Regions from separate parts of the Homo sapiens genome. Here region 1 is linked to region 2. The links are chromatin loops, found by intact Hi-C in ENCODE. Cell type or tissue: dorsolateral prefrontal cortex. All regions are shown on one strand. Links, peaks and the distances in the headings refer to the core of each region. The heading gives the core; the rest is flanking DNA.

Region 1 (10,780 bases), core at 1,268-9,267, 53 kb before region 2:
CCTCTGGGCACCTGGTACTCTTGCTTCCCGTGAGCTCCCGTGTCCCCGCATCCTGGCATGTGGGCCTCTCCCTATGCTCCTGGGGTGGAACTGAGAAGACGTGGGTTCTGCCCGTCTCTGTTACTGTTTATTCTTGAAGAACAGGGCAGCATGACTCCGGGGCGGAGGACGCAGCCCTGCATCCCTTGCGTCCCCAGGCATCTTAGGAGCACTGTGGAAACTCAGGGTGTGGACTTGAGCTTCGACATCAGTTGGCACTGGCCTTTTGCACCCATGAAATTGATGTTTGTCTGTGGCCTCCCAGGCTGGTGCTGTGTTCCTGGACCAGCGTCCGATTTCCCTGCTGCTGAATCACTTCATGGCTCAGCACAGCTGAGGGCAGCAACTGTTGTCCCCTAGAGCCCGAGATCTGGGAGCGGCAGGGGCAGCCACTGTTCCTGTGGAACACACTGGAGAGGCATCTGCAGGGGCGGGGTGGGGCTCCTGGTCAGCCTGTTCTTGTCTTGTTCTGGTGCCACTTCCTCAGGTATGCGAGGGCTGCCTTTGTAAGTCACTGGCAGGAAGATGGGAAAGGTGCTCTGCAGGTCTCTACTGCCAGGAGCTCAGCTTTGATCTTGAGTGCTGGTGGCTGTCCAGCTTTACTGGCAGGGATTCTGATGACTCAGAGACAGTAGCTACCCTTTTCCCAGTGGTATTGCCACTGAGTGTGGGATGGGTCACAGCTATGTCTGTGGCCTTTTGCAAATCAACTTCAAAATTTGCAGTCACATTTATGGTAGGACAGATTCATTTCACAATGATTTTGCCAATTACCCTTGTTATTTCCACTCACATATATCTCCCCAAAGTGGAAACAAGGACACGTCTAGAGACAGGCGCTGGACGTCTCCTGCTCACTGGCATTAAGTGGGCAGGCGGCTTATTGCTGAGTGATGGTCCCTGGACATTTCCAGTCGACTGTGTTTGACATGGTGGTGAATTGGACACGTGACAGGTGGCAATATGTTAACTGTTCGTAGCAAGGAAGATTTGTTTTCAGGCTGGTGGTTTGATTACAAGTTGGTCATTCTTAATGCCAGGGAGGGGGAAGAGAGAGAAAATGAGAGAGAATGAATGAGAACAAATGTAAGAACTTTTTTTGGAAAAAAAGAAAATTGAGAAGAAAGTGATAGTAATTACTAATTGTTTTTACTTTGTCACTTATTATGTATTTATTTCCAGAAAGGGATCAGTTTTTTCTTCCTTCCAAGTTTTGTGGAAGAAAAAGAAAACTGAAAGTATTTAATAACTGTGTCATAATTTTTATTTTGTGCCTTGTGATTACATTGTATTTTGGGGAGTGGGTCAATTTTTTCTTAAATTAAGAAATGCTTTATATGAAAACACATACATAAAGTATTGAACCCCTGCACCTGCCTCAAGTGGAGAAATTAACCACTATAAATACTTTAGAAGGCAAAGGGTTGGTGAAGCTGAAAACTGCTAAAATTCTTAACATGCAGACAGAAAAGGGAGGTGGGAAGGATGTCGCCCTCAGAGAACGTGTCATACCTCAGCCTGTGCTGTCTGGGGCAGACGGCATGAGCCATGCAGCCCACAGAGGCATGCTGGAAACATGGCTGGTGGGAACTGAGATGTGTTTGTGGTGTGAAATGCACGCCGATCTCAGAGGCTTGATATGAAAGAGAATGTAAGTGATCTCATTCATATTCTTCTATATTGGTTACACGTAGAAATGATAATATTTTGGATATACTGGGTTAAATAAAATGTATTATTAATTTTTTTTTTTAGATGGAGTTTTGCTCTGTCGCCCAGGCTGGAGTGCAATGGCACAGTCTTGGCCCACTGCAACCTCTGCCTCCTGAGTTCAAGCCATTCTCCTGTCTCAGCCTCCTGAGTAGCTGGGATTACAGGTGCATGCCACCACGCCCGGCTAATTTTTGTATTTTTAATAGAGACGGGGGTTTCATCATATTGGTCAGGCTGGTCTCGAACTCCTGACCTCAGGTGATCCACCTGCCTCAGCCTCCCAAAGTGCTGGGATTACAGGCGTGAGCCACCATGCACGGCCTATTAAAAACATTTTTTTGCCAATTTCTTTTTACTTTTGAATGTGGCCTCTAGCAATGTAAAGTTGCACACAGGCCGGCATTTGCAGCTCACGTGTGTTTGCCATGTTGGCGTGGTCCAGGGTCTAAGCCACTGCAGGGGCAGACCCTTGTCCCTTGGGTGAGTCCCTCATCTGGGGGCCCTGTGCCCAGGGCTGAGGGAGTGGTCAGTCTCAGCCTGTCATTCCCCGCCCTGCCGGGCCCCACATCTCCTTTGCATAATGGAGGTAATGCAGGAAAATGCTTAGAGCAGGGTCTGGCAAATGTGTTATTAGTGCTCTGTGTTATTAATAAAGCATTGTGATGTCTCTTGTGCAGTATGGAAATAGGTTTCGTAGATTGCACTCAGGATTTCAGATTGACACGTATTTCCATCTGGAAACTCTTGCACGCGTTTGCACTGGGAGATGAAGTGGTCCCTGTTGGCTCAAGCTGCAGTGAGAGGGTGGTGGGGGTAGACTCAGTCCCTTGCCGGGGTTGGCCAAAGCAGGCTTCCTCTTCCTCCCTCAGGTGTGTGTTATCGGAGGTTTCATTCCTGGAAAATCCAGTGTCTATGAAACCAACATACATGGCGTTTGCATCACAGTTGGAGTCAGATGTGAGCCCGGAGGGCAGGTGTCTGGTAAGACCCATGAAGGCTGCATTTCAGCCCCCCTCTAAGAACCAGCAGTGCCTTCCATCACTGCAACAGCAAACACCCCTCCATAAACATCTAGGGCAGCGAGCAGTCACATCCCGTGAGACTCAACTGGGTCAGAGGGCCCTTGCTTGGGTCTCCTCCAGCCACGGGTGCCCTGGTCTTGGGGGGTGGTGCCCCTGGGTGGGGCTTAAGGAGGTAGCTGCCCAGCTCTGCCTGTTGTCTCCATCCTCAGGGGCCTGGGGCAACTGCTGGCCACCAAGCAGTGTCCAGTGTCATAGCCGCTCACTTGTCCTGTGGGGCCACCCATGAGATGCAGGATTCCTGGTCAGCCCCAACACCAGGCCCACACCTCCACGCAGGCCTGGAAGGCAGGAGAGAGCAAGCTTTCTTCTCCTTTATTTGTGAATTATCAGCACCTAGAAACTTAAGCGGGCAAATGCTGAATTGCTGGAGACTGTGAAGCTGTGATACACACAGAGTTGCTCCTTCCCTTCCTGGCTGGGGTGCTGGCCTGGGGAGCCTCCTGCCCGGGTCACTCCACTGCGCATGCTCTGTGGCTACCGTGAGACTGACCTGCCTCAGACACCCTTCTCCTTGAGCCTCAAGGGCCTCATGGCCTGGACCTCCGTGATCAGCCAGAGGAGCCCAGAGTCCATGGTGCTGTGGCCTCCTGCCCACTCTGGGACCCCAGGGAGAGGGCCTGTCCTCGCTGAGCCTCCGACACCGGTTCTGAGCCTCTTGGACAACATTTTCTCTCCAGTTTACAAGTAGGAGCCCCTTGCATAAATAAGATGGGGAAAATCCCTGCAGATGACATGGCCGGGGCCCTGGGCCCCGGGAGCCATTTCTGTTCCTTGTCACTCAGCCTGGCCAGTCCTTGAGTTTTTCCCCAGAGTGTCCTCAATAAGGAATAGCAAGCCTGGGTATTTTCTTCTGGTCAGTATTCCGTTTTTTTGTTTTGTTTTGTTTTTTGTTTTGGAGATGGAGTTTCGCTCTGTTGCCCAGGCTGGAGTACAGTGGTATAATCTCGGCTCACTGCAGCCTCTGCCTCTTGGGTTCAAGCGATTCTCCTGCCTCAGGCACCCAAGTAGCTGAGGTTACAGGTGCCCACTGCCACACCTGGCTAATTTTTGTATTTTTAGTAGAGATGGGGTTTTGCCATGTTGGCCAGGCTGGTCTCAAACTTCTGACCTCAGGCAATCCACCTGCCTTGGCCTCCCAAAGTGCTGGGATTACAGGTGAGAGCCACTGTGCCTAGCTAATTTTGTATTTTTAGTAGAGAGACGGGGTTTCTCCATGTTGGTCGGGCTGGTCTTGAACTCCTGAGCTCAAGTAATCCGCTTGCCTCAGCCTCCCAAAGTGCTGGGATTACAGGTGTGAGCCACCACGCCTGGCCAGTGTTCTGGTCTGTTTGTGATGGGTGTAAGAATCTGTCTCTTTAAAGAGGTGCCTCTGGCCAGGTGGTTACCTCTGTCACCAGAGATGAGTCACCCAGTCTCAGCTCGCAGGCCTTCCTGGACGTTCCCAGATAGTCCCCAGTGCTGGAGGCCTGTCGAAAGTGTAGCTCCACCACGCCCTTTGATCTCTTCCTCCTCTCCTCTTCCCCACCCGCTTCCCCCTCCTTCCCCCTCCTTCCCCCTCCTCCTTCCCCCTCCTCCTTCTCTCCTGCTGAGGGCATTTGGCCTCATAGATAAGCGGTTTCTAATGAGCTCACTGGTTTCCGATGGTGGGTGGGGAGTGACTCTGGGCTTTCTGTGCTGCCTCTTCGACCTCGTCCCTGTTTTCTGCTGTGCGGAGCATGGCCCTTTCCTAATCCGAAAGAGCCGCACAGTCCCTTCCAGTGCTGCCTGTGGTCTCGCCCAGCTGGCTGTGCTATTGCGGGACATGGGGCCCAGCCTCCTGCTCCTTCAGAGGCCTGGGGTGGGTGAGGCTGGGGTGCCCTGGTGCTGGATGCAGGGGTGCTGTGGTGCTGAATGCTGGGGTGCCCTGGTGCTGGACGTTGGGTGCCCAGGCACTGGATGCTGGGGTGGCCTGGTGCTGGATGCTGGGTGGCCTGGTGCTGGGTGGCCTGATGCTGGGTGCTGGGTGGTCTGGTGCTGGATGCTGGGTGGCCTGGTGCTGGGTGCTGGGTGGCCTGGTGCTGGGTACTGGGTGCTCTGGTGGTGGATGCAGAGGCAGGGCTATCTGTGGGTCTGCCCTTGGGTGTGGGGCAAGCCAGGTCAGCATATTGCAAAGCACACGTTGGGCTGCTGCTTGTGTAATTGTCTCCTTGTCTCTGCTCTCTCCCTTCTCCCACCTCACATGGGATAGATCGGAGTTAACAGTGATGCCTTTGTTTTTTGTCAAAAGCATCATACTCATGCCCCGTGGCATTCTCTTTAAGGGAAGAGCTGGTTTTACTAAAGATGTGCTTCAATGCAGTGACGTGCGGTGCTGAGCAAGGCCGGGAACCTGGCCCCTGACCTGTGTACACTGGCCGGCCGTGCTCCCCTCACCCTGCGGCTAGACCTCAAATGGCATCCCCACCTCCCTCAGCCAACTGCAGCCCCTCTGGTAGCATGGAGCTCGCAGACGCTGGGTGCAGGAGGCCTGGGCCTGGGCCAGACGGGTTCCCTGCACAGCTGCTTTTGCGTCATTGATGCAGACGCGGAGACTCACTTCTCTGCTTCGTGTGTTCCTAGTTGGTCTCCAGTTCTTGAACAAATAACTTTCAATTACAATTTTTTTTCTACTTATGATTGCCAGTTTTTCTTTTTTCTTTTTTTTTTTTTTTGAGACAGAGTCTTGCTCTGTCACCCATGCTAGAGTGCAATGGCATGATCTCAGCTCACTGCAACCTCCACCTCCCGGGTTCAAGCAATTCTCCTGTCTCAGCCTCACAGGTAGCTGTGATTACAGGCACACGCCACCATGCCTGGCTAATTTTTGTATTTTTAGTAGAGATGGTCTACTAAAAATCAGGCTGGTCTCAAACTCCTGACCTCAAGTGATCCACCCGCCTTGGCCTCCCAAAGTACAGAGATTACAGGCATAAGCCACCGTGCCCAGTGCCAGTTTCTTATATAAGCTGATTTGGAGGAAGAAAAGGGCCTGTTGTTTGATGACTCTGTGGCCCCAGGCCCAGCCCTGTGGAAGCCTGGAGTATACGGCCGGGGTTTGTGGCACAGGCGAGGGGAGCCACAGGTGAAGGTGTGCAGGTGCGCAGGTGCGCAGGGCTCCTGTGGGTGAGGGCACCGTGGCTCAGGGATGGGTAAGCAGTGTTTTCAGGAGCACTGAGGAGCGGGCCAGTGCTGGCAAGGGGGTTCCTTGGCAGCAGCTGACAGGAGGGAAGGTTGCCCGGTCAGGGGCTCCAAATACAGGCAGGGGTTTTTGCAAAGCCGGGGCAGCGACATGGCAATCGTGATGCCATAGGAAGCCGAAGCCTGCAAAGGGCACAGCTGGGTGGACGCAGCACCTGCGGCCAGAGACTGGTGGCTGAGCATGGGGGTGCCTGGCATGGAAACTTGCAGGGCTTGGAGCTGATGGTTAGGGGAGGGAGTCACCAATATCACCTCTGCTCCTCCTGGCAGTCCCCCTGCTGTGCTATCAAATATTAGGTCTTTATACTAGATCTTTTTTTATTAAAAAAATTTTTTTTAAAGATGGAGTCTTGCTCTGTTGCCCAGGCTGGAGTGCAGTGGCGTGGTCTCGGCTCACTGCAACCTCTGCCTCCCGGGTTCAAGTGATTCTCATGCCTCAGTCTCCCGAATAGCTGGGATTACAGCCATATGCTATCATGCCTGGCTATTTTTTGTATTTTTAGTAAAGATGGTTTCACCCTGTTGGCCAGGCTGGTCTCGAACTCCTGACCTCAAGTGATCCACCCGACTCAGCCTCCAAAAGTACTGGGATTACAAGCATGAGCCATCACACCTGGCCAAATACTAGGCCTTATTCATTCTTTCTAACTAATTTTTATACCCATTAACCTCCCTCTACCCCCATATCCTTCCCAGCCTTCTCTGTCTTCATGAGTTCAGTTGTTTTGATTTTTACATCCCACAAATAAGTGGGAACATGTTATGCTTGTCTTTCTGTGCCTGGCTTATTGCACTTAATATAATGAGCTCCAGTTCCATCCATGTTGTTGCAAATGACAGAACCTCATTCTTTTTTATGGCTGAATAATACTCCATTGTGTATAAGAACCACATTTTCTTTATCCATCCGTCTCTTGATGGACATGTGGGTTGCCTCCAAATCTTGGTTCTTATGAACAGTGCTAAATGAACATGGAAGTGCAGGTATCTCTGATATACTGATTTCCTTTCTTTTGGGTATATACCTAAGAGTTAGATAGCTGGGTCACATGGTGGCTGTATTTTTAGTTTTCTGAGGAACCTCCAAACTGCTCTCAATAGTGGTTGTACTAACTCACATTCCCACCAACAGTGGTTTGCTGGAGATTTCATAGTGCAGGAACTGGCTAAACGTGGGTACTCCAAAGCAGCCCTGCTAACCAGGTCAAGGCCCAGCTCCTTCTCTGTTTTTGCAGGTGAAGTAGTACTGGCTGTCACTCCATTGCCTTCTTGGTGCCTGTGGCCACTGTTGAGCTGCAATGGCCCCAAGCCTGAAATATTCACCATCTTCCTGCCCAGAAGCAGTCGCCACCCTCTGTTCTGGATGAAAAGACCCCAAAGAAACAACCAAATGCAGCCTAGGAACCTGGATTAGAGTCCAGGTTGAAACAGCAACTATCTCAGTGTTTCTGGGACAGCTGGGGAAATGCAAATGTAGGTTGACTAATAGATGATATCAGGGACTAAGGGTTAATTTTCTTAGTGTGCTAATTTTATTGTGATGATGAAGAAGGCCTTACTCTTAGCAGAGACACACTGAAATATTTGGGTATAAAGTGCTATGATGTCTGGAAGTAATGCTCAGGTGGTTGAGGAATAAAAGCGTGCGCACACGCACACACACACACACAACTGCGCTCTCCTCAAATGTTAATTCTAATATAGGTAGTTGTATACAGAGTTTATTTATTTATTTATTTAGAGACAGAGTTTCGCTCTGTCACGCAGGCTGGAGTGTAGTGGCGTGATCTTAGCTCACCGCAACCTCCACCTCTCAGACTCAAGTGATTCTCCTGCCTCAGCCTCCCAAGTAGCTGGGACTATAGGCGCCCGCCATCACACCCACTGACTTTTGTATTTTTAGTAGAGACTGGGTTTCGCCATGTTGGCCAGGCTGGTCTCAAACTCCTGAGCTCAAGTGAACTCCTGCCTCAGCCTCCCACAGTGCTGGGATGACAGGCATGAGCCACCACGCCCGGCCCATATACACGTTCTTGTTGTACTATTAATTCAACTTCTCTATACAAACTTTTCATTTAAAAAGTTGGAGAAAACATCGTGTTTTAGTTTTTTGTTTGTTTATTTTTGAGACAGAGTCTCACTCTTTCACCTGTATTGGAGTGCAGTGGCACAGTCGCAGCTCCCTGCAGCCTCAACCTCCCAGGCTCAAACGATCCTTCCACCTCAGCCTCCAAGTAGCTGGCACTACAGGTGCACACCACCACACCCAGCTAATTTTTAATTTTTTTGTAGAGATGGGGTCTCAGTATATTGCCCAGGCTGGTCTCGAATTCCTGGGCTCAAGCAATCCTCCTGTCTCAGCCTTCCAAAATGTTGGAATGACAGGCTTGCATCACTGCACCCAGCTTGGTTTTACTTTTTAACATTTGTAAGGCTTTACTCCACCTGGAATTGTTTTTGTGTAGGATATATATATATATGAAAGCTAATGTATGCTGGGCTTAATGCCTAGGTGATGGGATGGTCTATGCAGCAAACCACCGTGGCACACGTTTACCTGTGGAACAGACCTGCACATCCTGCACATGTACCCCGGAACTTAAAATAAAAGTTGAAGAAAAAAAGAAAGAAACCTTAGCAGGGTAGCTAGATAAATGGTAAGGTCAATCAATATTCTTATATATCAGCAACAAACAGGTAGAAAATGAATTATTTAAATACCAGTTACAGTAGCATCCAAAATATGAAGTACCAGGAAAACATTAAACAGAACATGGGCCGGGCGAGGTGCTTCACGCCTGTAATCCCAGCACTTTGGGAGGCCAAGGCGAGCGGATCATGAGGTCAGGAGTTCGAAACCAGCTTGGCCAACATGGTGAAACCCCATCTCTACTGAAAATATAAAAATTAGCCAGGCATGGTGGCATGCGCCTGTAATACCAGCTACTCAGGAGGCTGAGGTGGGAGGATGGCTTGAACCCGGAAGGCGGAGGTTGCAGTGAGCTTAGATTGTGTCATTGCACTCCAGCCTGAGCAATAGAGTGAGAACTTGTCTCAAAAAAAAAACAAAGTTTCTTATTGATTTTAAAAATCTTATCTGTACATTATTTCAGATTTTTAAACATTTATTTCTTTAACTTTTAGATTTTGAAGTGCACAGTCATGTCATCTGTGAATAACAACAGATTTGTTTTCCTTTTCAGTCCTTAGATTTCTATTGACTTTTCTTGTCGTCCTGTGCTGGCATCTCCAACAAGCATGGGACTGAGGTGATGAAGGCATGTTGGCGACAGAGGGTCCTCACCAAAGGGAAACCTTCCTTGTTACACTGCTAAGTGAAGTGGTTGTTGTGGGTTTTTTTTTTTTTTTAATGTTTTTTATCAAGTTGAGAAAATTCCCCTCCATTTCGCATTTGCCAGGAGGTTCTGGTTTTTGTTTTTAATCACAATCATGATTGGATGTTGCCAGTTACAGTGAACTTGTGGCTTTCCCCTTTTGATTTGTTAATATCATGTTAAAAAGTCCCTGCATTCCTGGAATAAACCCAATTTAGCCATGATCTTTTTCATAAATTACTGGATTAGTTAACTAATACAGGCACACCTTGGTGATATTGTGGGTTCCGTTCCGGACTTCGGCAATAAAATAAATATCACGATAAAGTGAGGCACACACATTTTTTGATTTCCCAGTGCATACAGAAGTTAGGTTTATGCTGTGTACAGCCATGCCACCCTGAACGTGCCTGATCTCATCAGAAGTTATGTTTCTGCTATACTGTAGTCTGTTAAGTGTGCAATAGCATTGTGTCTAAAAAAAACAGTGTGCATGCCTTAATTAAAAAATACTTGATTGCTAAAAAATGCTAATGATCATCTGAGCCTTCAGTGAGTCTTCGTCTTTTTGCTAGTAGACGGGTCTGCTTCGACGTGAATGGCTGCTGAGCACTCAGGGAGGTGGTTGCTGAAATGGGGTGGCCATTGCAATTTCCTACAATATGACATTTTGGATCTGTGTCCCTAAAATCTGACATTTTGGATCCGTGTCCCTAAAATCTAACATTTTGGATCTGTGTCCCTAAAATATGACATTTTGGATCTGTGTCCCTAAAATCTGACATTTTGGATCTGTGTCCCTGTCTGAATCTCAGTTGAATTGTAATCCCCAGTGTTGGCAGTGGGGCCTGGTGGGAGGGGATCGGATCCTGGAGGTGGGTTCTCATAGTTTAACACCGTCCCCCTAGTGCTGTAACTGTGATAGAGTTGTCGTGAGATCTGGCTGTTTGAAAGTGTGTGGCCCCTCCCCCTCTGTCTTCCTGCTGCTCTGGCCCTGTGAGACCGCGCGTCTGCTTCCCGCTTTGCCTCCGTCATGATGGTAGACTTCCAGAGGTGTTCCCAGAAACTGAGCAGATGCCACCATGCTTCTGAAACAGGGTGGAGAATTGTGAGCCAATTCAACCTCTTTTCTTTATAAATTACCCGGTCTCAATTTTTTTTTTAAGACAGGGTCTTGCTCTATTGCCCAGGCTGGAGTGCAGTGGTGTGATCTCTGTTCACTGTAGTCTTGACCTCGTGGGCTCAAGCGATCCTCCCACCTCAGCCTCCCAAGTAGCTGGGACCACAGGTGTGAGCCACCATGCCTGGCTCATTTTTGCACTTTTTGTAGAGATGGGTTTTCACCACCCTGCCCAGGCTGAACTTGAACACCTAGGCTCAAGCCATCCACCCGCC
Region 2 (10,780 bases), core at 1,106-9,105:
TTGCTTTCTTGCTATTGAGTCTGAGCCCCTTTACCCTGTGGATGCTGGGCCTGCATCGGGCATGTGGTCTGCAGGGTTTTCTCTCCCTTGCGGGTCGTCTCTTTACCCTGTCGTTCCCTTTGTCATGCAGAAGCTGTTTAGTTTGCCGTAATCCCAGTGGTCTATGTTTGCTTTTGTCGTGTATCTTTTTTAAAGCTCTGCCATCTGTTTTCTCCATGGGGAAAGGTTTGGGAATATCGATGATGTCATCATACTCCTGGCTGCTTCTTGACATTTTCCATGCCCAGCATTGTTCTCAGTGCGCCCCGGGGGTCTTTGGTTCTCCATAGCCTGCTGGCGTCCATGTGTTTTTATTCTTTCTTTATGGTTGAGGAAACTGAGGCACAGCTTGGAAGCGGTTGGCACTGGGGTTAGGCTCCAGTAGTCTCGGCATGTAGCAGCAAATGTGGGAGGGGCAGCACAGGGGAAAGGTGAGGGGAGAGTCAGGAGAGAAGGACGCCGCATACCAGATGCCCAGAGGCCCCGGCGGCCTCCATCCAAGCACAGGCCCAAGCACCAGCTGCAAGAGCCAGAGGACGGCACTCCCGCGCCTGCCACGAGCCTCACGTGGAGAGTGGACAGTGGCATGGAAACGCCAGAGGGTTAGAACTGAGCAGCAGGACGGGGTCTGTGGGTGCACGAGAGGAGGCCCTTGGTCTGGAACAGCCTGGGGTCCCCATGTGCTGTCACTGTGTGGACTGGCCACACCTGGTGTGCCGCTTCCTTTCTCAGTCATGGCCAGCTGCCGAATGCCGTACCAGGGCAGGGGCAGTGGAGCAGGTGTCTGCCCTACATTGCTCATCCTTGGTAGTTTGGGTGATGAGGTTTTGAGACCTGGATGCTGGAGAACAGGCAGACATGGGTGCCCGGCACGCCAGCTCCCCGAGCACCAGCTCCCCTGCCGAGCACCAGCTCCCATATGCCAGTCCCCTGAGAACCAGCTCCCTGAGCACGCCAGCCCCCCAAGGACCAGCTCCCACACACCAGCCCTCTCACCGCGGTGTGCCTGTCCCCACCTCCCAAGGGCGGAAGGAGGGGCCTCCAGGCCTCGTCTTCCTTCACTGTGCCCATGCTCAGAGATGGTGACTTCATAAGAGGCCACAGAGGCTCCGCAAGTCCCCAGGCCGTCGGCTGCCTGGCCCTGGCCTGCGTGGCAGCGCAACCTCGTTGGTAGAGTCAGGAGGCTGGGCCTCCACTAGGATGTTATACAGGCAGCATGGCTTAGGTGTCAGAGACGGGAAAGGACCTGGAAGAAAAGAACTGTTTCCTTTAGGCCCCGTGGGGTAACCAGAAGGTAAGACTAGGAGGTGTGCGATGGTGATGGGGCGGAGGAGGGGACAGCGGGAACCTGTGGAGGGGCGGGCTCAAGCCCTGGTCGTGAGCAGGATGACATTCAGATAGCTGGGAGCACGAGGAGGCCACGTGCCCATGGTGGAGGAGCCACAGCACAAAGCAAGCCACGCCATGCCACCCACGTGCTGCCATATCACATCACGCCACCCACGCCACTCACACGCCACCCATGCCACCCACACCACCTCTACCCCTCACGTCACCGACGCCACTCACATGCCACTCACATGCCATTGACACGCCACCCACGCCACTCACATGCCACCCATGCCACCCACACCACCTCTGCCCCTCACATGTCACCCACGCCACTCACATGCCACTCACATGCCATTGACACGCCACCACGCCACTTACGCCACCCACGCTACTACCCATGCCACCCATGTGCCGTCCACCACCCACGCCACCCACACCACTCACATGCCACACACAGAACCAGTGTGGAGGCTGGACAGGGGGGGCTTCTCACCTGAGAGCGTGAGGAAGCAGTGGGGAGCACCTGGCAATTCTGGAGAGCTCAGCCAAGTCACCAAAGTGCCGTGCCGCGCTAGCACGCTTTGCTGTGCGGGCATCGGTTGTGTCACACACTGGGCCGTGTGGTGGCCTTGCGTGGTGAGGGAGCAGGAGGCAGGCTCAGGACACACCACAAGAGCAAATGTCAGAGCTGGGACCCAGGGGCAGCACCCTCCAGTAGCAGCACCCAGATCCCGCCTCTCTCCAGCCCCGGGGAGGCTGAGCCGGGGTCCCCAGCTGGGAGTGCCCCCAGGCGCCTGGCCCTGGCAGGCATGAAGCCGTTCAGGAGGAGGGCAGGGCCAGCATAGGCCCCACAATGTCCCCACAGTTTTTACAGTGAGAAGTGGCCTTAGAGGTCAAGTCCAGGAGCGGCCTGCAGGGCGGCCTCTGCACGCAGTACTGGGCATCGGCGCTGCTGCGGAGCTCGGAGAGACCTGAGGCCGGGCCCACAGATGCTCACTGCTCGGTAGGGGCATTCTGGGGCCTCAGGGCTGGGTCTGCCTGGCATTTGGGGAGTCTGTTATTCAGACATGGAAAGGGAACGACTCTCCCAGGAAGGGATTTTTTTTTTTCCTTATCACGAGAAAGGCAGTGACCCAGGCGTGGGGCAGGAAGGACAACCTGGCTTCATCATCACAGGCGGCCACGGAGGAGCTCAGACTCAGGCCCACAGCACCTCAGCTACTCTGGAGATTAAGGAGTGGAGAAGCCTCAGCCAGGGCTCGGGGCTTGGGGCAGTGCCCTGGCTCTCCAGGTGCGCTAAGCAAACAGATCATGCCAGGCTTTTTCCCTGATGGCGGCTCGAGTCGGAAGCCAGAGTGTAGAACAGTAGCGGAGCCCGCCCAGCTGTTCCTAAGCAAGGCCTAGGCCCCACTGCAGGGTCACACGGAAGGCTCACATGCCGCAGCCCTGGCCCCCACACCTGCAGCTCGGGCACCCCTGGGGACAGCCGTGGTGGTCAATCTGCTCACTTCAAAGAGGGGGAGCCAAGGCCAGAGAAGTCAAGTGACCTGCCAGGACCCCAGCTCTGCAGCCCAAAGAGTCCAGGACTGAAGCAAAAGCAGGGAGAGGGGAGGACAATGCAGCCCCAGCCCCTTGTGCCTGACGTCACACCAGGCTGGCACCAGGCCTCCAACCCCAGCCGGGTTCCTCAGCCTCCCCTAGCAGTGGCGAGCACGGCATTGTTTACCGGGGGCTGTGGACTTTTCTGTGGGTGCACCTGCAGCGTTCGTCTGTCTGAGAGCAGACTGCTGTCCTCCGTGGGGCCAGTGCCTCTGCCCTCCTGGCACACGGCCACAGTGCCTCCCTCCGGAAGAATGGCCTGGGAGTCAAAGCTGCAAGTTTTAGTTGTCTCCTCATGTACAAGGATTTCTCCGGCAGAGGAAGACACAGTGAGAGAATCAGGTGGCACGCCGGTAATGCCTGTGTTGAAAGACCTGCTCGTGAATGAGCTCTGCCCCTATAATACTTCTGTTCTATCACAGCCGAAAAGCTCACCCGACTGCTGCCCACAGAGACTTCAGATACCTTGGCAAAAACAAGACATCCTTTCCTTTTCCCGACCGCAGCTCTTGGATGGAGGCGCAGAGGCCTAGTGCTTCTGAGTGGAGCCATGCCTGGCGCCAGCCTGGCTCTCCCGTGTCAGCTCCGCCTAAAGCGGCTCCCAGGCCTCTGTGCCTCAGCGAAAAGGGCTTCCCTGTGTATTTGCAACTGCACGGCCTGTTTCCTTGCCCTAAAATTTGTTAAAATCTTCAAGATGTGAACAAGCTTTTTTCCTCTTAAAAAAATGACATATTTAGAAGTAGGCTGTGGGTCCCTGGGATGCTGGTTCCCCCAAGTATTTTTCTCTAATAGAAATCTTTGGTTTTGTTTTTAAAAGGAATTCTCCATTCACGTACTGTTCTGAATGGTAGCCATGTTTGCTTTAAGATAAAAGAACACCCCGCCTGCAAACCTGAGTGGGGCTGGCACTCCTGGGTGGGGGAACGTTGACCCTGTGGCTTCCTGTGGCCCTGGAGAAAACTCAGGCTTGCTGTTATCACAGGGGTACCCATGAGTGACTTTTGGATTTTGGGAAATGCAAAGCATGTAGATAAGAAGTTGGTCCCTAGATATGTGTGAGTCCCAAAGGCCCACTGGGTGGGGCGCTGGTGAATTGAGCTGAAAGTAGCAGAATCTGCCTTGAGCTGACCTAGGTGGGAAGCCCCAGGGGTCAGCTCCTCTACGCTGGCCTTTGCTTGGCTTGGCGGAGGCGCGCAAGGCCCCTGACTATATCTGTTCCTCCTCTGGGCCACCCTCTAGGTTGCTTTCCACTGCAGGCCTGTCTCCTTGAGGTGACATCGTGGCTGCCTCTGCACCAGCCATCACAACTTGATACAGATAAGTCTGATGTCAGGAAAAGGGAGTTTTTTTTGTTTTGTTTTGTTTTTCTGGAGACAGGGTCTCCCTCTGTCACTAAGGCTTAAGTGCAGTGGCGCAATCGTGGCTCACTGCAGCCTTGAACTCCTGTGTTCAGGTGATCCTCCTGCCTCCGAAAGTGCTGGAATTACAGGCGTGAGCCACCATGCCTGGACAGGAAAAGGGAAATTTCTTTTTGCAACCTTTTGTCAGGGGCTGAAACCTTTCTGGAAGCTCCAAAAGACTCCTTTCTCTCTCTCATTAACTATCTCTAAGGCAGTCATTAGGACGCATCCCATGAAACCAGATGACTTCTGCATAGCCATTGCCTTCTATACCTCAGGCAGGTTCTTGTTAGAAGAAGTGCCAGGCAGAGGTTGTGTGGGCAGCCAGTCATATTTGCATATTTTGGGGTGACTGTGCAGACAGTGCTGGACCAAGGAAGTTGTCTGGGTCCTCGCTGCAGAGGGAGGAGGAAGCAGCTCACACGCTTGCTGTTGTCTGGTGGGAGGGCTGCATTTCTCCTCTCTCCCCCACTTTCTCTCTCTCTCTCTCTCTCACACACACACAGACACACACACACACACACACACACTCACACTCACTGTTGGGTTTCTTGGGCTGCTAACAGGATTAAATGAATGTCTTGGTTCCATGATGTGCATGTTACGCTAGAGAGCTAAGTTAGTTAACATCGCTCATTGGGATAGAAGGAACGTACTGAGGAACGTACTGAGGATTAGAAGTCAGAATTCTTGAATCTGCAAATCTTTTTTTTTTTTTTTTTTTTTTTTTGAGACAGAGTCTTGCTCTTGTTGCCCAGGCTGGAGTGCTCACTGTAACCTCTGCCTCCCGAGTTCAAGCGATTCTCCTGCCTCAGCCTCCTGAGAAGCTGGGATTACAGGCATGCTAATTTTTTGTATTTTTAATAGAGACAGGGTTTCACCATGTTGGCCAGGCTGGTCTCAAACTCCTGACCTCAGGTGATCCACCAGCCTCGGCCTCCCACAGTGCTGGGATTACAGGTGTGAGCCACCGTGCCCGGCCTGCAAATCTTCTATTTTGTTCAGACACTAACTCCAGCCCTATAAATAGTCATCCAATACTTCCAGTAAATGGTGCGCCTCATATTGATCTGCCTGGTTGCCTTACCGTGTTTGTTACATTGCTGTGTAACGAGTTACCCACAAACTTAGCAGCGAAAACAGCAGACATCTATTATCTCACACAGCTGCGGAGGGTCAGGAATCCAGGAGTGGCTTAGCGGGCGATTCTGGGTGTCACGTGGAGTCACATGGGGTCAATGTGTTGGCCGGGGATGCAGTCACCTGAAGCCTTGTGGGGGGAAGGAGGGGCTCCCCCAGGCCTGGGAAGGCTGCGGCTGCCCCATCACGCTCTCTCCTCCACCAGGTTCACAGGTTCACAGAAGTAAAGGCTGAGCATGTCAGGACTGAGCTGAGCGGTTCCCACCTCTCAGTCCACAGTTTCCCACAGAGCACGCAGGGGCCGCACCAGGGCTGGGACGGGGCTGCGACCAGGCTAGGGGAGCATCCTGGGCAAACCCTGCTGGGGACAGGTTCGTTGTGTCTGATGCCGTGGGAGATGCACGAGCAGTGACTTTCACTTTATCCCACTGTGGCCCCGTGACCCTGAGCGAGAATGCACTGGCCGGGCCTCCAGGGGGCGCTCCCTTAGGAACACCCCATCCCCGTCCCCGTGTGCTGTCGAGGGCCTCTAGCGGGCGCTCCCTTGATAACACCCCACCCCCGTCGCTGTTGTTGTCGGGGGCCTCCCGCGCCCCAGGAGGTTTCCCAGGGCGATGCTCTGGTCCCTGGGTCCTTTGATCTCATCTCCCTAGTTTAGCCTTTGAACTCCATTTCAGATTGAGAGGTTTCAGGCTGGAGTGACATGGAGGGACGTGCCTGACTTCTGGAGGATAAGAGGCGGCCCACCCCACAGCTCTTCCAGCGTGGGAGCTCTGAACATGGGACCCGGAGCACCACCGTTTAGCAAACCTTGCTGCAGTTTGGAGAGAGTGTCGCGGGCGCCTGGCCTGTCCGGCAGGCTGGGTGGCTGTTCTCTGTTGAGCCCACAGCCATGCCCCACATGCAGGACGTTTGCCTATCACTTGGAGGCCTTTCAGGGATCTTGCTAGCCCACGGCTGAGCACAGGGTAGACCTCACCAACTCACCCACAACCTGGCCCCTTGACACACTGGTGCTGTGAGGAGGAAGATGTGGGCACTCTTAGGTCCCTGGTCCTAGGGGTCTGTGCTGGGGTGGGGCTCGTTGACCTGCATCCTGGCTGGCCCTGTGACTCTGCCTGTTTACAGTGAGCAGCTCCTGGCCAAAAGCTGCTTATTGGATTAGCCGGTGCCCCGACGGCAGAGCCCGCAGCTGTGCGCAGGAGGACGAACCTGTGTGTATGTCCTGCTTCAGCGCGCTCCTGGGGTCCCTTGAGTTGGTCTCTGTGACTAGAAGGACAGTGCTGGCCACGCAGGTGGCACCCTGGGGGTGCCCAGCACCCACTTCCTGCTGAGCAGATGCTCTGGGTGGCAACGGCCCCTGCCAAGCCTGGGCAGCTCAGGCCAGGTCCTAATCCCTCCGCTTGAGCTCGGCTCCTCACCCTTTGGCCAGGCTGACACCTGCTCCCCGCAGGTCCTTCTCGCCGGCTTCAGGCAGCACAGGACCGAGGGCTGAAGATGCTGAGCAGCTACCCGGCCTGCCTCTTCTCAGGGATCTGTGTGGCCCTGCTGGCGGTGGCTTTGGCCTATTACTTCTACTGGTGAGTGAGGCCGGGGCCCGGGGGCCTGGGCAGTCCTGGGGGCCTTTACTGTGTGCTCCCCTCCTCTTCCAGCCCTGGACCGTTCTCTGCATGTCAACAAACCCTGCCTAGCCCTTTGCAGGGGAACTCCTGGGAGGTAGGGAAGCAGGGGATGGCAGGAACTCATTCTGATCCCTCCTGGGGTCCTTGGGCAGCTCTCCCATCCTTCTGCAAAGGGGTTTTTGTTCAGAACATTCCTGAAGGAGCTGAGCGGTTTCATACCATCTGGGCGGTGTTTGTAGATGCCTGGCATGTCCTGGGACGGACAAGTGCCTGATGTATGGGCACAGACTCCCACTGCCCCCCAAGGCAGGTGCTGTAGGATGGCTGATTTACATGGTGATCTGCACCCTGAGCAGAAAATGCGTAGTTACCATCAAAGTGGCGCTGCTCTGTCACACCCATTGCCTGATGGGCTGGTTTATGGTGATCGCAGGCGATTTCCCAGCTGCCCTTGACCAGAGTCCGTGCCGGCTCTTACTGCAGAAGCCGAGAATCAGCAGGTGTCACAGATCACGCTGGCCTAGGATTTCAGAGACTCGGTCCCAACCCCGCTGTGTCTCCGGGCTGGGATTAGATGGGGTGTTTGTGCTCCAGGCCTCCAGTGCTCGTTGGTAAAACGGGACACTGATGCCGCCTGCTGTTTCTGCAGAGGGTCAAAGGGCACAAGATGCGTGCCAGCCTCTGTCCATGGGGTGTGTGATGATGGTACCAGGTGGTGCAGGGGGCAGCTGGGGGGACCCAAAAACCCCAAGTCTGGGTGCCAACTTTATTTTCTAGAGCCGGAGAACGAGGTGATTTCCTAGGAAGAGACCACAGCTCCCCTGGAGGTTCCACGCTAGACTGTGTTTGTTTTTCTTGGTGCACACTTGGCCAGGAGCTGCTTCTCTCTGATCTGGAAGCTTTCTCTTCTATAGATCCGATTAATGCACTTCCATTGCTAACAGCGGGGAGGGTCACTGCAGGTGACACAGGCAGGAGGATGCCCAGTCTTCCCCATGACTCAGTTTATGTAAAAACGATCAATACTATTTACAAAGAGGTTTACCCAGAGCCAAAAGACAGAATCCTAAGGCTGAGGCAGGAGGATCCCTTGAGCTCAGGAGGTCAAGGCCACAGTGAGCTGTGATTACGCCACTGCACTCCAGCCTGGGCAACAGAGCGAGACCCCATCTCTAAAAAACAAACAGAACCTAAGTGTGGAATTTAGGAGACAAATTAGCTTGGGATTTGGGGCCTCTGAGAGTTTGAGCAAGGGGGTCGGTCATTGGTGAGGGTTCCAAAACCCCAGGAGCAACCGCTCACTCATCCTCAACCTGGGGCTACCGCGAGTGTGACGGGGGCCATGTATACAGGGCAGGCTGGCCCCAGCGAGCGGGCGACTCTGGCAGCTTCCACGGACCGTTCCTGGCGCCTGGGCGGAGAAAGGGTATCAAATCATTTCCTGGGATTCGTGGCTGAGCTATGCAGTTTCACAAATGCTCAAAATGATGAAAGACCTATTAGGTGTTGGGAAAAGAGCGCCTCTGTCTGGGAAGAGTGCCGCATTGCGCCTGAGCAGCTGCTCGTAATTGGCTTATGCCAAGCCTCTCAGCTTCAGCCTGCTGACCAGGTGGCAGGGGACTGGCTGTGCCACCTCCTCACCCACAGCGTTTCCAAGGATGTGCATTTCTCCTTTGCCCTCAGGTCTTCAGTAAGTTAGCTGTGGAATTCGAGGCCTCAAGTGGTGGCCTGCGCCGTGGCAGCGTACCCACAGGTGCCATTTAGTGGCACTTGCAGTACGACCTGGGAGCTTCCGGAACCTGTGGGCTTGTGAGGTCCCTGTTGATCCTGTTTGACCTGGAGGGCCACAGAGGCGGCTTGGTTTTTTTGTGGGGACAGAGACGTTGAGCGTCACGGTGGGTGCTAGGCCTGTAATAGGAGCGATTCTGCATTGATGGCACCACGGGTCCAGGGAGGCCTCGCCAGCTCCCTCCCAGAGCAGGAAGGCGGGCTGGCCACTCACCAGGAGCCTGGGAGTCTGGCGTCCTTCACGAGGCGCTCCTGAAGCACCTCTGCCTACCCTGCATTCGCCACACGTGCCCAGGTACCTGGCGACGGACAGCAGGGAGCCCACAATGCCAGCTCTTCCTGGAGACGCCCGCCCCTGCGGTGGCCACTGGTGTTCAGTATGTGACTCTCTGAGCGTGGGGTTCTAGACCAGGAACCCTCTGTGCTCGGTCCACATGAAAAGAGCAGCTTCTCGTTCATCTTCAGAGACCTGTTCTTAATGGGCAGCAGGGGCTCCGAATGCTGAGAAAACCCCACAGGTGGCAGCTGGGTGCCTGGCCCTGCAGCCACGCCTGCCCGCGGTCACCCTAGGGTGCAGCGGTCACCCTGGGCTGCTGTGGTCAGGTGGGGTCTTGTCTTTAGCCCCCTTCGGTGGCTCACTTGGCGGGAGGAGGGTGGCACGGCGGTGCCATTGCCTCATCTGGGCTCAGGGAGACAAGGCAGGACCTCTGTTCTGTCTCCCGTCACCTGTGTTGTATACAGAGAAAAAGCCGTCCTGGCAGCCCTCAGAGCCCCTTGCCTGTTGGGGATGGAGGAAGACAGGCCTCGGAGCCTTGTTCATCTGGCATTTCCACAGCAGAGGGAGGGAGGCCCGCTCCCCAGGGCTGGGTGGCCAGGGTGCATGGTCATGCTGGGACATCATTTTCTTTTTTTCTTTTTTTTGGTGGGGGGCGGGATGGAGTCTCGCTCTGTCGCTCAGGCTGGAGTGCAGTGGAGTGATCTCAGCTCACTGCAAGCTCCGTCTCCCAGGTTCACACCATTCTCCTGCCTCAGCCTCCCGAGTAGCTGGGACTACAGGTGCCGGCCACCACGCCCGGCTAATTTTTTGTATTTTTAATAGAGACGGGGTTTCACCGTGTTAGCCAGGATGATCTCGATCTCCTGACCTCGTGATCCACCTGCCTCGGCCTCCCAAAGTGCTGGGATTACAGGCGTGAGCCACTGCGCCCACCCGGGACATCATTTTCTACTTGTAAACCAGAAACCTCCTTCCTCCCTCCTGCCGTCCCATAGGATTTTATCGATCACCTACTGTATACCAGGCACTGGCTAAGCCCTGCACGCACAGTGGTGAGCAGGCAGTCCTCACCCTCCTGGGGCTCGATTTCCCAGAACCCTCAAGAGAAAGCCAGTCCTCAGGGGTCAGCAAGTTCCACATTCAGCTTCAGCTTTCGGCCATTCCTGCCGCCAGGCCACGCTGAGAGTCTGCCGGGGCACCTCGGTTCCCTGCGCCTGGCCTGCCAGGCCTCAGCCGCCACGGCCTGTGTCACGGAGGAAGGGGGCTGCAGCTGCACCCCCGGGAGGGGAGGTTGGAGTCGGGGTGGGGCGGGCCGCGTGCTGTTGGTGTAGGGTGGGCGATGGCAGTAGTGGCAGCTTATTACCACATCAGGAGAGGCCGGAGCGTTTTCAGCAAGGTCAGAAGCCTGCGCTGTGTTTAAAATCAGGGCGAGAGGGAGACAGGGAGGGAACGTTCCGCCGCCTAAACCACTTTCCCGCCGCATCTTTCACCTGGAGTGGAGGGGCAAGTGCCTGGGCCCAGTGGTGGCAGCTTCGGGAGGGTTCCATGAGGCTGCCTCGGGAAGCAAGGGTCCCGGCAGAGCT

The links. Hi-C counts contacts between places; a loop is a spot of excess contacts. Peaks named below come from ENCODE experiments on the same cell type or tissue, not always from the same donor. Only the 100,000 strongest peaks of a DNase experiment are listed, where the experiment ranks them.
Region 1: it touches region 2 in a loop (5-fold over the local background); 15 of 110 quality-filtered maps call a loop at or near these places.

Annotation. Positions count from the first base shown.
Region 1 is chr21:43,879,883-43,890,662 of GRCh38, forward strand. The region is part of intron 1 of AGPAT3 (1-acylglycerol-3-phosphate O-acyltransferase 3); the gene reads left to right. LOC124905034 (a long non-coding RNA gene) reads left to right here and starts at 8,002. Exons shown (of 2, transcript XR_007067898.1): 1 at 8,002-8,707; 2 at 9,254-9,913. RefSeq lists silencers at 14-198, 6,088-6,243 and enhancers at 2,336-2,922, 5,862-6,447. In dorsolateral prefrontal cortex, for the core only: no CTCF peak of the experiment used is centred there; a DNase peak (open chromatin) is centred at 5,349; H3K4me3 peaks cover 526 bases; H3K27ac peaks cover 572 bases.
Region 2 is chr21:43,933,242-43,944,021 of GRCh38, forward strand. All of the region lies in intron 2 of AGPAT3 (1-acylglycerol-3-phosphate O-acyltransferase 3), which reads left to right. Among named protein-coding and RNA genes, the nearest start is that of AGPAT3, 73 kb to the left of the region's middle. RefSeq lists enhancers at 914-1,732, 4,854-4,903, 5,182-6,082, 5,440-5,839, 6,083-6,981 and 1 more and a silencer at 7,521-7,692. In dorsolateral prefrontal cortex, for the core only: CTCF peaks have their summits at 5,982 (motif pointing right) and 6,184; DNase peaks (open chromatin) are centred at 3,513 and 5,990; H3K4me3 peaks cover 1,495 bases; H3K27ac peaks cover 3,252 bases.